2 separate regions of the Homo sapiens genome follow, and region 1 is linked to region 2. Evidence: read pairs that join two places in POLR2A ChIA-PET (ENCODE). Cell type or tissue: Panc1. All regions are shown on one strand.

What was found. ChIA-PET counts read pairs that join two places held together with the same protein. Peaks named below come from ENCODE experiments on the same cell type or tissue, not always from the same donor. Only the 100,000 strongest peaks of a DNase experiment are listed, where the experiment ranks them.
Region 1: POLR2A ChIA-PET joins it to region 2 with 10 read pairs; 3 of 35 experiments call an interaction of 5 or more read pairs at or near these places.

The regions. Positions count from the first base shown.
Region 1 is chrX:68,304,364-68,312,363 of GRCh38, forward strand. All of the region lies in intron 2 of OPHN1 (oligophrenin 1), which reads right to left. Among named protein-coding and RNA genes, the nearest start is that of OPHN1, 130 kb to the right of the region's middle. In Panc1, no CTCF peak of the experiment used is centred here; a DNase peak (open chromatin) is centred at 3,587; H3K27ac peaks cover 515 bases.
Region 2 is chrX:68,476,634-68,484,633 of GRCh38, forward strand. No RefSeq gene overlaps it. Among named protein-coding and RNA genes, the nearest start is that of YIPF6, 18 kb to the right of the region's middle. In Panc1, no CTCF peak of the experiment used is centred here; no DNase peak of the experiment used is centred here.

The sequences.
Region 1 (8,000 bases), 170 kb before region 2:
GGGTGTGTAATAGTATCTCACTAGTTTTAATTTGCATTTTTCTGGTGATTAATGATATAAATGTCATATATTTATTATTTGCGTATCTTTTTTTCAAGAAGGGTCTGTTCAAATCTCTTGCCCATTTTATAATTGAGTTGTCTTATGACTAAACTATAAGATTTCTTTATGTATTCTGGAAACGAGTCTTTTGCCAGATAAATGTATTGCGAATATTCTTTAAATTAACAAAGGGCTTAGCATTCTTTAAATTAACAAAGGGCTTAGCAATCTGAATACTGTTTATTTAATTTTAAAAAGACTGAATCTCTATAAGAACAGTGACCTTTTTGGTATATTAAGGTATGCTAATCAAAGCACCATCTCCATCTCTGCAGTAACACTGAAAACCCACAGTCATACAGCTACAACAGCTGTGAAAATCAACAGCTTAGCAGCCACTAGAGAAGGCAGAATGTGGTTGAAGTTTCACAAGGCCCTACCCCCAGAAAATTGCCATCCGGTTTAATATGTCCTATAAGCTCTATACTCAAAATTTGTCTTAGTTTGTTCTGACTTTAAGTTCATTCTGTGAAAACAACACTGCTATTGGGGAATTTGTCAAAAACAATCATCTGAAATAGTTTAAGATTATGGTGACCTGAAGCAGTGTGACAAGCTGAAATTAACAAGAGGCTGACCAAAACACTTGGTAAAAAAAAATAATAATAATTAATTAAATAAAATCAAGACACGCCAGGCTTGGTGGCTCATTCCTATAATCCCAGCACTTTGGGAGGCTGAGGCTGGAGGATGGCTTGAGCCCAAGAGTTCGAGACTAGCCTGAGTAACATAGTGAGAACCCCATCTCTAGAAAAAATAAAAATAAAAAATAGCCGGGTGACGTAGTGTATGCCTGTGGTCAAAGCTACTCAGGAGGCTGAAGTGGCAAGAGGTCGAGACTGTAGCGAGCAGTGATCATACCACTGCACTGAAGCCTGAGTAACAGAGAGAGACCCCATCTCAAAATAATAATCATAATAATTTTTAATGGACAATGGCCTGCCCATGGGGGCTTTGAAAAGTTGCAATGTAAAATCTAGAAAGACATGGGTCATAAAAAAGAATATGTGCATGTTCCAGGCTATTCATAGGCCCATGAAAGACTTAAGAAGTTCCTAATCTCTCACCTCTTGCTTAGCCTTGAGGTTCTGCACAAGCAGGAAGAGAAACATAAGGCATAATGGTCATCTGACTAGGTGAATGTCGTTGAAAGCATATCCCAATTCACACAATGACCAGCAGCAAAAGCTGGAAGGCTATTGGTTCAAAGTATTTAAATTAAATCATTGTTCAATCATTAGCTGCCCACTAAGCAAACCTACCAGAGGCTTCAGTGGCTTCTAACAACAAAGAATACACACTTTATAGAATTAGTCCAAAAAGTCAATAAATAAGCATACAATAACAAACAACCACCCTGGGGAAGGGAAAAATCTAATTTCCAGAGTTGCCACATGATTTTATATGTTCACTTTTCAACAAAAAATTATGAGACAGACTAAGACACAGGAAACAATAGTCCATGCTCAACGGGACACCATGCCTAAGAACTAAGGAAAGACTGAGAACAATGTCTCACCAAAGAGAAAATATCAATAAAACAATGGAAATAATTTTGAAAGAACCAATTAAAACATACAGTGGTGAGGGAGCTGCTGAATAAATTCTTCCACTCTTCAGTCCCCAGCTGGATAGTTCTCAGTCATATTTCATAAGGCCCTTCAGAGGCTACAGCATGATTAAACTAGTTGTCTGAGCATTGGCCAACTCAATAATGCATCCAAATATTGGCTTTTCCTCCTTTCCCATTTCACTTCTTTTCCACTCCCTGCATTGATCATTTCCTTTGTCCCTCACTCTTGCTTCCACTTAAACTACCTCTGCTCCCAAGCCTCTGCATCAAGCTCTCTCTGCTTTTAGGGGGAAGCCAGGTAAAGATAATGAGCTCTTCATTACTGGAGCTGACTACTACTCGTTACTGGAGCAAATGTTAGAAAAAGATTCTAGGCATTAGATTATAACAAACTTTATCGAAAGATTGGGGAGGAATCAGTAACTAACTGGAATGGGAAGTTGGGAGATACAAAGAAGGGGAGCAAGAATGAAGGAGAAGGAAAATACATGAGCTGCTTCAGAGAAAAGAAAAGCTTTTCTTATCCATAATCTCAAAATCTAAAATAATGTCCAGTATAAAGTAGGTCGTCAATGTTAGCCAAATGAATGTATGACTTTAAAAGAGTAAATCAACTTTTTAATTTCTAAAGGTCTAATTTAATAGATGGAAGCTGTCCGAAAAATTAAATCTACTTTTTCCCCAAATTCATCTTCTTTTTTTGAAACAGGGTCTCATTGTGTCACCCAGGCTGGAGTGCAGTGGCATGATTGCAGCTCACTGCAGCCTTGACCTCCCGGGCTCAAGTGATCCTCCCACCTCAGCCTCCCACATAGCTAAGACTACAAACACACACCACTCCACCCAGCTAATTTCTAAAATTTTTTGTAGAGACAGACCCTTGCTTTGTTTCCCAGGTTGGTCTTGAAGTCCTGGCTTCAAGTGATCCTCCCACTTTGGCCACCCAAAGTGATGGGATTACAGGTATGAGCCACTGCACCCAGCCCCAAAATCCACTTTAATATATAAGCAGTTTACTACCATTTCAGTGGTCCCAGGAATATTAAATAAATGTTGCAAAAATTTAGCACAGCTTACAGTTTCATTACTATAGCTGTATTACATTAGGAATTTATAGAGTGGGTCAGATGTGGTGGCTCACGCCTGTAATCCCAGCACTTTGGGAAGCTGAGGCATGCGGATTGCCTGAAGCTCAGGAGTTCAAGAGCAGCCTAGGCAACATTGTGAGACCCTGTCTCTACCAAAAAAAAAATAATAATAATAATAATAGCCGAGCATGGTGGTGTGCACCTGTAGTCCCAGCTACTCAGGAGGCTGAGGCAGGAGAATTGCTTGAGCCCGGGAGGCAGAGGTTGCAGTGAGGTGAGATCACATGCCATTGCACTTCAGCCTGGGTGACAGAGCGAGACCCTATGTCAACAAAAAAAAAAAAAAAGGAATTTATAGCGAATGGATATACGAAACTCCATGTGAATTGTGCCAGTAATCCATTATGCCATAAAAGCTGCATAAGGATAACCTATAGAAAATTGTTCTGAGATATTAGTGCCAAAGGTACTGATCAACCCAGGGAGTGGAAAAAGGGTGTATCAAGAAAAGGAAATAATGAAGCTCAAGTCCTAATTAGTTTCCACTTATAGAGGAGACAAACTACAATGCAACATGTATAGAACAGGAAAACATGTATAAAACGTTATCTACAAGTACAGGTATATATATTTACCTGTATTGTGTATAACTCCATTTGCACCTAGTTTTTAACTGGGAAGAAACTTAGGTAGCTAAGTTTCAATATGACTCAAAACTTCATGGATGCAACTCTAATTCTAAAGCAGATTACACAATAAAAATGCCCGAGGGATTCCTAGGCTTTGTGGTTTTGACTACTTTCAGTTTGAAATAAAAAATGTTCTCTTAACACATGCATCCCTTTATACTTATGAATTTATTAGTTTCAATGACTCATCACATTACCACCTGGTAAGGTTATGTGCTTTTCCAAAGCAAAATGAGGTAGTGGAAATATCACTAAGACAGGAGTTTTAGTCTTGCCTCTGGAACAAATCAGTTTCATGAGTTTGGGCAAGTTAACTTGCCTCCCTGGGCCTCAATTAATCAAAAACAAAAAAATGCTACTACTTACCAGTTACTGTGGCTTCCCTTTAGTTCCTACAGTTGTGAAAGAAACATAATATCATATACCTCATTGGCTTGTGGGGGGATTAAAATAAGATGTCATGGTGAAGTTCTTTCACAAAAAATAAATTGGCTGGGTGCGGCAGTGGCTAACGCCTGTAATCCCAGCACTTTGGGAGGCTGAGGCAGGCAGATCACTTGAGCTCAGGAGTTCGAGACCAGCCTGGCCAACATGGTGAAACCCCGTCTCTACCAAAAATACAAAAAATCAGGCAGGCGTGGTGGTGTGTGCCTGTGGTTCTAGCTACTCAGGAGGCTAAGATGGGAGGATCACTTGAGCTCAGGAGTCAGAGGTTGCAGTGAGCTGAGACTGTGCCACTGCACTGCAGCCTGGGTGACAGAGTGAGACCCCATCTCACGAAAAGAAAAAAGAAAAGAAAAGAAAAGAAAAAAGAAAAGAAAATAAATCACTTTCTAAATGTAGTTATTTTTATTTTAAAATTTGGCTAACGTTGCTATTAACTAGACTGATATGAACTAATGAGGATATACGCAGTTAGCCTATAAATTTGAAGTGAAACTAGACTAGGACAGTGGTTCTCGCACTTGTTTTTTTGTTTTTTGAGACAGGGTCTAGCTCGGATGCCCAGGCTGGAGTGCAGTGGCATGATCTCAGCTCACTGCAGCCTCAACCTCCTGGGCTCAAGTGATCCTCCCACGTCAGCCTCCTGAGTGGCTGGGACTACAGCTGTGCGCCATGACACCTGGCTATTTATTTTTTTATTTTTTTCTTGTAGAGACAGGGTCACACTATATTGAGGAGGCCGATCTCAAACTCCTGTGCTCAAGCAATCTTCCTGTCTTGGCCTCCCAAAGTGTTGGGATTACAAGTGTGAGCCACTGCGCCCAGCCTGGTTCTTGCATTTTTAAAGGGTTATAGACCCCTTTGAGAATATAAAAAATACTTTCTTCCCAGAAAGATATATGTAACATAAACTTCTGTACAATCTCTACAGTTCCAGATGCCCTAAGAAACCCATGTTAAGAACCAATAAACAAGATAATCCTCAAGGTCTCTTCTCTTTAACACTCTTGAGTATATGTTTTTCCTTTTTAAAATGAGTAAATGAAGTAGCTACTCTATAAATCAGATTGATTTAACCAAAATATCTTCCTCCTAATCCAAATACATAAAAATACTGGGTAAAAGGGCAACAAACATGTGTGTATTTTTAAAATACATAGCAAACTGAGAAAGCAAGAAAAAGAAGCTCCCAAGTACTAGAAATGAAGAACAAATTCAAAGCCATAACAGAGAGCAGCAGCTGAGGCAGTAGAGAGATTAGAACTAGATATACTCAGTTCTCATTATTTACGGATTCTATATTTGCAAATTTGCCTAGTCAATAAAATGTACTTGCAACACCAAAATCAATACTTACGACATTTTGCCCACTCATTCATGGACATGCAAATAGCTATGAAAAATGTGAGTCACCAATATATACATTCTGAGCTTGAAAAGGGGGATACTGCCTTCTTGTTTCAGCTCTCATACTATAAAACAATTGTCCTTTTCCTGGTCTATTTAGTGCCACATTTGTCACATTTTTCTACTTCTTGTTGATGGGTTAGCTGTTTAACATGGCCCCTTAGCATAGTGCTGAAGTACTATCTGGTGGTCCTAAAGGAAAGAAGGCTGAGACATCCTTACAGAGAAAACAAGTAGGTGCTAGATAAGCTTCGTTCAGCCACAGCTTCTAGTGCTGTTAGCCATGAATTCAATGTTAATGAATCAACTATATATATGATAAAATATGGGGTCTTTAAACAGAAACCAGGTAAAACAAGTTTATGTATTGATGGCTGCTGAAAACGTGGAGAGGCTCACAGGTACCTAACCCTGTATTTCCTCTAGGAGAAATGGTTCAGTATTCACTAACTAAATGTTTACATTGACTTTACAGAGCATAACTACCATGAATAACAAGAATTGACTATATGTGGTAGTTGGAATTTTATCAGCAGGCAAAGGGACATTACTTAGGAGCTGGGAGCTTGGAATGAGGTCCCTTCATGAGGTCTACTGGCATATGACACTGTAGGAATACACTAGAGAGTCTCCCATTGTGGTAAAATAAAGTTATCCAGAACCACAAGCTTTTGCTAATTAGAGTTCAAGTTTATACTGCTCACAAAGGTTTCTAAAAGTTAATTTTAAAACTAATCCTGAACCAGCACCACGCAAGCTCTAAGAAGAGGAAAAAAAAAATGCCCCATAAGAACACCTCTATAACCCAGGGCACATAAGGGAATCCCAAAGAAACAACTGCCACCCAGAACTTCACAGTTGAAAATTATAAACCACACTAGGAAACCAATATGAGAGCCAGGCAGCAGTCAAGGCAAATAAGTGGGTTCTCTTCTGTAAGATCTAGGATTATATTACACTCCAAAAAGTAATTTTTAAATATGAATAATTTAAATATTCAAAAAAATAGTAAAAATTAGAATCCATATACCAGTCACAGATTATCTCAAAAGAAACAAGAATCAGAATGACAGCCATTTGCTCAACAACAACACTGCCAAAAAATGGATTATTAGTTTTTACTTGCTAAGAGAAAATAACCATCAACATACTAGTAGCAAACTAGAAAACAGATCTGAAGAAATCATCCAGAGCACAGCACAGGGAGAAAAACAGCTGCAAAATATAAAAGAAAAAATAGAAGATAAGGCTAGGAAAAGAGGCACTGATAGGAAAACCCAAATAAGGGAATAAAAGGCATGGGGGAGGCCAGGTGCCATGGCTCATGCCTGTAATTCCAGCACTGTGAGAGGCCAAGGCAAGCAGACTGCTTGAAACCAAGAGTTCGAGACCAGCCTGGGCAACATTGTGAGAAGTTGTCTCTACCCCTTCAAAAAAAAAATTATTTAAAATCACCAGGAATGGTGGTGCATGCCTGTAGTCCCCAGCTAAGGTGGTTGGAGGGAAGTTGAGGCTGGAGGATGGCTTCAGCCTGGGAGGTCAAGGCTTGCAGTAAGCTATGATAGTGCCACAGCACTCCAGGCTAGGCAACAGAGCAAGACCCTGTCCCCGCTCCCAAAAAAGAAAGAAAAAGAACAAAATGGGAATATCAAACAAAATGGATAATATATATTTAAAAGGGCAATTCACGTAGAATACACAGCAATTACAAACATACAAGCAACAAACATGAAATCCCCAGAATACATGAAGCAAAGGTATGTCTTTGTTTGTTTGTTTGTTTTGAGATGGAGTCTCGCTCTGTCACCCAGGCTGGAGTGCAGTGATGCAATCTGGGCTCACTGCAACCTCCGCCTCCTGGGTTTAATCGATTCTCCTGCCTCAGCCTCCCGAGTAACTGGGATTATAAGCACCCGCCATCGCACCTGGCTCATTTTTGTATTTTTAGTAGAGACGGGGTTTCACCATGTTGACCAAGCTGGTCTCGAGCTCCTGACCTCAAGTGATGCGCCCACCTCGGCCTCCCAAAGTGTTGGGATTACAGGCGTGAGCCACCGTGCCTAGCTGGTGAAGCAAACACTGATAAAACCGAAGGAAGAAACAGATAGTTATACTATAATAGATACAATAATGGATGAAACAACCAGACAGAAGATCAGTAAGGAATTTGTGTACTTGAACAACAATATAAGCCAACTGGAACAAACAGATATATAAAGGATACTCCATCCCACAACAATAAAACACACATTTTTTGAAATGCACATGAAAATTTCTCCAGGACAGACAACATGTTAGGCCACAAAACAAATGTTAATACATTTTAAAAGCTTAAAGTCATGCAAAATATTTTTTCTGATAAAAATGAAATTAAACTAGAAATTAATAATATAAGAAAACAGGAAAATTCACAAACACATGAAATTATATTCTATTTTTTTTTTTTTTTTTGAGACAGGGTCTCATTCTGTTGCCCCAGCTGGAGTATACTGGCACAATCTCAGCTCACTGCAGCCTCAAGCAATCCTCCCACCTCAGCCTCCCAAGTAGCTGGGACTACTGGCATGTACCACTAGGCTCGGCTAATTTTTTTTTTTTTTTTTTTTTTTTGTAGAGACGGGTTCCCACTATGTTGCCCAGACTGGTCTGAAACTCTTGAGCTCAAGCAATCCCACATGCCTCGGCCTTCCAAAATGC
Region 2 (8,000 bases):
GCTACTGGGGAGGCTGAGGCAGGAGAATCGCTTGAACCCAGGAGGTGGAGGTTGCAGTGAGCCGAGATTGTGCCACTGCACTCCAGCCTGGGCGACAGAGTGAGACTGTCTCAAAAAAAAAAAAAGTCACATTTCCTACATTGTTCATAATGCAGTAAACGGCTTTAATCCAGCTCCTCCTTCTCCTGGTCTGCACTCCTCATGCCTGCTGCCAGCACCGGGTATGCTGCCTTTCAGTGTGAGTGCTTGGCCTCCAAGTGGGGGCTCTTGCCCTCCTCCAACAACCCAATACGCCCATGCCTCACCCCTTGGTGCCGGGGCCCAGCCCCATGCCCCTCCAACTGCCTTCCCACCGCTGGCAGGGGGCTGGCTGCATGCAGCGGCGGCTGCTGGGCCCTGCCTAGCCCCAGGACTCTGCACAATATCAATACTGGCTATTTTCTCTTCTTACCATAGTGAAGTTGGCTTCATATGATTGCACTTGTGTGGGTCACAAGGTGATGCATCTGTGTATTACTTGGTCACTGGATGGAGAAGTACCCATTCATCACACCTGCTTCATAGCCCCCACTCTGCTGTACTGACAGGATTTAGTTGTGTTAGGACATTGCAAATCTTCTAGAAGTTCTCCACCAAATCAGGTCAATGTGTGCCTTCTTTCTGAGCTCCCACTCAAGCATCTTCAGTGCTCATGATCATGTGTCCCCCAGCTCCACCCCTCACTGTTCGGGCCTGTTTCTGGCAAAAAGTCAGGAAGGTTACTGAATTAGAGAAAATTTTCTGGACCTTCTGATTTTACTTAAGCAGTTACCATTCCATGGACTTGCCTCCTAAAGCAGCAAAATGCCTGTCAGAGCCCCAGATGGCAGGAGCCTCTGGGGCCTGGGCACACAGACTAAGCCTCTGTGCTGTCTTCTTCTCTGTGTGCCTCAGACTCGGTGGGTGGAGAGCTGGCAGGCAACCTCTCACCAGCTTTCCAGTCCTTCAGGTCTATGACATCTTCAGACCTTTTTTCTCCTCTGAGGGCTAGCCCAGTTAGTTTTGGAAGGGTTGAGTAGCCTGACTCCAGGGCTGGCTGGTGCCGGCTCCTGGGGGGCGGACTCACCAAAAGTGGTTGTCTCTGTGCATTGCTTGATCACTGTCATGCTGCATTTAGTGTTTACATTTGCTTCATTGTATTGGGTTGGTGCAAAAGTAATTGCAGTTTTGCCATTACTTTTAATAAATGAAATTCATTTTTAGAAAGTGAACTTCATGAAAATGAATGTTGTTAAACCAAACACCGCATGTTCTCACTCATAGGTGGGAATTGAACAATGAGAACACTTGGACACAGGAAGGGGAACATCACACACTGGGGCCTGTCGTGGGGCGGGGGGAAAGGGGAGAGATAGCATTAGGAGATATACTTAATGTAAATGATGAGTTAATGGGTGCAGCACACCAACATGGCACATGTATACATATGTAACAAACCTGCACGTTGTGCACATGTACCCTAGAACTTAAAATATAATTTAAAAAATATATTAAAAAGTCAAAAAAAGTCTCAAATAATTAAATAAAGTCCTCCAGTATTTCTCATCCTCAAAAAAAAAAAAAAAAAGAAAATGAATGTTGTTGGTCTCTGTACAGAGTTTAAAAGATGAAGCAAGAGATTTAAGGGCAATTACTGTCGCACCAACTTAATACACAGGTTTGTAAACATGACTAAGATATTTATATATAACTTGTGTTTTATAGATTTTATTTATTCAGAACTCATACGGCATGTTAATGACTTACGATAGTGTCCTACTCTGGGCAGCTGTGTAGGATCATAACACGGTTAAAAAAACACTTCCCCTCAAAAAAAGTCTTTTAGTGTAGATACAATAAATTTCATAGAAAAAAAAGAGGAACAGAGTTGGAGAACTGACATTTTCTGATTTTAAAATTCACTAGAAAAGTACAACAATGAAAACTGTGTTGTTTTGGCATAAGAATAGACATATAGATCAATGGAATTTAATTGAGAGTTCTGAAATAAACCTTTACTTTGATGGTCAGTTGATTTCAACAAGGATACCAAAACAATTCACAGGAGAAAATAAGTAGTGTTTTCAACAAATGATGTTGGAATAACTGGATATCCAGCTGCAAAAGTTGAACTTAGACCTTATCTTATACCATATGTGAAAGTTAACTCGGCGGCCCCGTCTGGGAAGTGAGGAGCACCTCTGCCCAGCCGTCCCGTCTGGGAAGTGGGGAGCGCCTCTGCCCGGCCGCCCCGTCTGGGAAGTAAGGAGCGCCTCTGCCCGGCTGTCCATCATCTGGGATGTGAGGAGTGCCTCTGCCCGGCCGCCCCATCTGGGAGGTGTACCCAACAGCTCCGAAGAGACAGTGACCATCGAGAATGGGCCATGATGACGATGGAGGTTTTGTCGAAAAGAAAAGGGAGAAATGTGGGGAAAAGAAAGATCAGATTGTTACTGTGCCTGTGTAGAAACAAGTAGACATAGGAGACTCCATTTTGTTCTGTACTAAGAAAAATTCTTCTGCCTTGGGATGCTGTTAATCTATAACCTTACCCCCAACCCCGTGCTCTCTGAAACATGTGCTGTGTCAACTCAGCATTAAATGGATTAAGGGCAGTGCAAGATGTGCTTTGTTAAACAGATGCTTGAAGGCAGCATGCTCGTTAAGAGTCATCACCACTCCCTAATCTCAAGTACCCAGGGACACAAACACTGTGGAAGGCCACAGGGACCTCTGCCTAGGAAAACCAGAGATCTTTGTTCACATGTTTATCTGCTGACCTTCTCTCTGCTATTATCCTATGACCCTGCCACATCCCCCTCTCCGAGAAACACCCAAGAATGATCAATAAATACTAAAAAAAAAAAAAAGAGCTTATCAATCAGAAAAAAAGAGAAAGTTAACCCAAAATCATAATAAACCTAAAAGTAAGTGCTAAAACCATAAAATTTTCAGAGGAAAATATAACTACAAATCTTCATGACCTTAGATTAGGTATGATACCAAAAGCACAAGCAACAAAAGATAACCAATAAATCAGGATTCATCAAAATTAAAAATTAAATATCAAAATTAAAAATACTGCCATGTTTTATATGTGTCTCTAAAAGTTTATGTGTCAGAAACTCTTTTTTTTTGAGACAGAATCTCACTCTGTCGCCCAGGCTGGAGTGCAGTGGTGCCACTATGACTCATTGAGCTCACCTGGAATTCCAGGTGTCAGCCACTGTGCCTAGCCTATGTATTGGAAACTTAATCCTTCTTCCCTCATGAATGGATTAATGTCACTATCATGGGAGTGGGCTTGTTATCATGAGAGTGGCTTTGCTATAAAAGCAAGCTTTCTGTGGCCTCTTGCTCTTGTCCTCTAGCCATGTGATGCCCTCTGCCATGTTATGACACAGTAAGAAGGCCCTCACCAGATGCTGGTGCAATGCTCTTGGACTCCCTAGCCTCCAGAACCATGAACTAAATAAACGTATTTTCTTTATAAATTACCCAGTCTGTGGTATTGTTATAGCAACAGAAAACGAACTAAGATAGATACTATAAAGAAGTTGAAAAAGCAACCCACAAAATGAGAGAAAATATTTGCAAAGCGTATTTCTGATAAGAAACATGTACCTATAATATATAAGGAACTCTTAAAAACTCAGCAATAAAAAGACTACTCAATTTAAAATAGGTAAAGAATTTGAATAGATATCTCTCCAAAGAAGCTACATAAATTGTCAATAAGGAAATGAAAAGATGCTCAACACCATGTAATTGTGATATCTGTGACATTTGTGAAATGCAAATCAAATCCAAAATTATATATCACTTCACACCCACTAGGATGACTATAATTAAAAATATATGCAATAACAAATGTTGGTAATGATGTGAAAAAAATTGAAGGCTTCATACATTGCTAGTGGAAATGTAAAATGGCATAGCTATTTTGGTAAATGGCTTGAAAGTTCCTCAAAAGGTTAAACATGGAGTAACCATAAGACCCAGCAATTTCACTCCTAGATACATACTCAAGAGAAATGAAAACTTATGTCCATGTACTACATGCAAAAGTTCACAGCAGCATTACTCATAATAGCTGAAAAATGGAAATAACCCAATGTTCATGAGCTGATGAATGGATAAGCAAAATATGGCATGTCTGTACAATGGAATATTATTCAGCTTTAAAAAGGAATTAAATGCTACATTCATGCTATAGCATGGATGAAACTTGAAAACACTATGCTAAGTGAAAGAAGCCCACATATTTTATGATTCTATTTATATAAAATGTCCAGAACAGGCAAATGTATGGAGACAGAAAATAAGTTAGTAGTTTCCCAGGGCTGGTGGTGGGCAATGGGGGATTTGAGGATGATGGTTAAGGGGTGCAGAGCTCTTGTCTGGGACAATGAAAGTGTTATAAAATTGATTGTGGTGATAGATGCATATCTCTGTGAATATATCAAATATCAGTCAATTGCACACTTGAAAGGAGTGAATCATAGGACATGTGAATTATATCGCAATAAAGCTGTTACAAAACCCCTGAAGTTTCATTTATTTGCTTAGTTTTTCCAGGGAAGACATCAAACTCAGAATTAATTTGTTTTTTGAGACAAGGTCTCATTCTGTTGCCTAGGCTAGAGTTCAGTGGTGCAATTGTAGCTCACTGCAGCCTTAACCTCCTGGGTTCAAGTCATTCTCCCACCTCAGCTTCCTGAGTAACTGGGACCACAGGTACGCACCACCATATTTGGCTAATTATTAAGTTTTTTGTAGGGACAGGTTCTTGCCATCCTGCCCATACTGATCTCAAACTCCTGGCTCAAGCAATCTTCCCGCCTTTGCCTCCCAATGTACTGGGATTACAAGCACGAGCCACCACACTTGGCCCTGAAGTTTTTCTTTCTTTCTTTCTTTCTTTCTTTCTTTCTTTCTTTCTTTCTTTCTTTCTTTCTTTCTTTCTTTCTTTCTTTCTTCTTTCTTTCTCTTTCTTTCTTTTTCTTTCCTTTTTTTTTGTGACAGGGTCTCATTCTGTCACCCAGGCTAAAGTGCAGTGGCATGATCACAGCTCACTGCAGCCTCAGCCTCCCTGGGCTCAGGTGATCCTCCCACGTCAGCCTGTGGAGTAGCTGGGACCACAGTCACCATGCCTGGCTAATTTTTTGTATTTTTTGTAGAGATGGAGTTTCGCCGTTTTTCCCTGGCTGGTCTCAAACTCCTGAGCTCAAGCAATCCATCTGCCTCAGCCTCCAAAAGTGCGGGGATTATAGATGTGAGCCACCATGGCTGGCCCCGCTGAATTTTTTTTTTTTGAGACGGAGTCTTGCTCTATCGCCCAGGCTGGAGTGCAGTGGCGCGATCTCGGCTCACTGCAAGCTCTGCCTCCCAGGTTCACGCCATTCTCCTGCCTCAGCCTCCCGAGTAGCTGGGACTACAGGCGCCCGCCACCAAGCCTGGCTAATTTTTTTATATTTTTAGTAGAGACGGGGTTTCACCATGTTAGCCAGGATGGTCTCAATCTCCTGACTTCGTGATCCGCCCACCTCGGCCTCCCAAAGTGCTGGGATTACAGGCTTGAGCCACCGTGCCTGGCCTGAAGTTTTAATAAAGCTATTTTCAGACATGAAGCCACTGAAATAATTCATTTCCAGTAGACCCACACTACAAAAAATATTTTAAAAATTTCTTCAAGTGATAGACAAATGGCACCAGCTGGAAACCTGGATCTATACACAGAGCACACAGGAATGAAAAGCCTTAGAAAGGGTAATTACATGTGTGAATAGAAAGACCTTTCTTTCTTATTATTTAAATAAAATAATAAGTGTTAAATAAAATAATAACAAAAACCTTAATAATTAGCCAAAAATGGTGGTGCGTACCTGTGGTCCCGGCTACTCAGGAGGCTGAGATGGGAGAATGACTTGAAGGCTGCAGTGAGCTACAATTGCACCACTGAACTCTAGCCATGGCTGGGTAAGGTGGCTTACCTGTAATTCAAGCACTTTGGAAGGCTTGAGGTGGGAGGATCACTTGAGCCTAGTAGTTTGAGACCAGACTGGGCAATATAATGAGGCCCTGTCGCTACAAAATACATATATATATATATAATATATATACACACACTATTATATATATACTATATATAATATATATATAGTGTGTGTATATATACTATATATAATATATAGAGAGTATGTATATATATTATATATACTATATATAATATATAGAGTATGTATATATATTATATATACTATATATAATATATAGAGAGTATGTATATATATTATATATACTATATATAATATATAGAGAGTATGTATATATATTATATATACTATATATAATATATAGAGAGTATGTATATATATTATGTATACTATATATAATAGAGAGTATGTATATATATTATATATACTATATATAATGTATAGAGTATGTATATATATTATATATACTATAAATAATATATAGAGAGTATGTATATATATTATATATACTATATATAATATATAGAGAGTATGTATATATATTATATATACTATATATAATATATAGAGAGTATGTATATATATTATATATACTATATATAATATATAGAGAGTATATATATTATAGTGTGATATGTATATATATTATAATTATACACACATTATATATTATATACATACTATATATAATATATATAGTGTGTGTGTGTGTATATGTATTATATATATACATTAGCCTGACATTGTGGTGCGTGCCTATAGTCCCAGGTACTTGGGAGGCTGAGGTGGGAGGATTGCTTGAGCCCAAGAGGTCGAGGCTGAAGTGAGCCGAGATTGTACCACTGTACTCTGGCCTGGGTGACAATGTGAGACCCTGTTTCAAAAGAAGAAAAACAGCAACAATGTATGACAGAATTTATAACATGTAGAAGTAAAATGTATGACAGTAAGGGCACAAAGACCAGAAGGGAGAAATGGAAGCATCCTCATACTGGTAAATACAGGTCTCATACTGTGAATCTAACAGCATAAATTATTTGAAGGTAGACTGTGATATATTAAAACTATTTAACATAAACCCTAAAGCAATCACTATACCAACACAACAAAGAGTTATAGCCAATAAATTAACAAGGATAAAAAAATGGAATGATTGGGGCCGGACATGGTGGCTCATGCCTGTAATCCCGGCACTTTGGGAGGCTGAGACTGGTGGATCACCTGAGGTCAGGAGTTCGAGACCAACCTAGCCAACATGGTGAAACCCCGTCTCTACTAAAAATACAAAAATCAGCAAGGGGTTGGGTGCCTGTAGTCCCAGTTACTTGGAAGGCTGAGGTGGGAAGATTGCTTGAACCTGGGAGGTGGAGGTTGCAGTGAGCTGAGATCATGCCACTGCACTCCAGCCTGGGTGAGAGAGTGAGACTCCATTTCAAAAAACACAAACAAACAAAAAACATAGAATGATAAGAATAATAAGAAAGTCAGAAAAAGAGATGAAGGACAGGCAGAATCAGATGGAACAAATATAAAACAAATTGCAAGATGGTATATGTAAATCTAATCACGTCAATACTCTTTTTAAATGTGAATAAACATATCCATTAAAATACAAACATTATTTGGATAAAAAAGTAATAATCAACTATATGCTGTCTATTAGAAACTCATTTTAAGTACGAAGATCTAGCCTGGCACAGTGATGTGCACCTGTGATTCTAGCTACTTGGGAGGCTGAGGAGGGAGGATTACTTGAGCCCAGGAACTCAAGACCAGCCTGGGCAACACAGCAAGACCCCATCTCAAAAAAAGGTCTATTATATGAAAAGTAACAGGATAGCAAAATATATACTATGCAAACACGAATTATGCTGGATTATCTACATTAATTTCAGAAAAAAGTAGAATTCAGAGCAAGGGCTATTATTAGGAACAAATATTACATAATAATAAAAGGGTGAGTTTGGTTCCTTCAAACTATGAGGC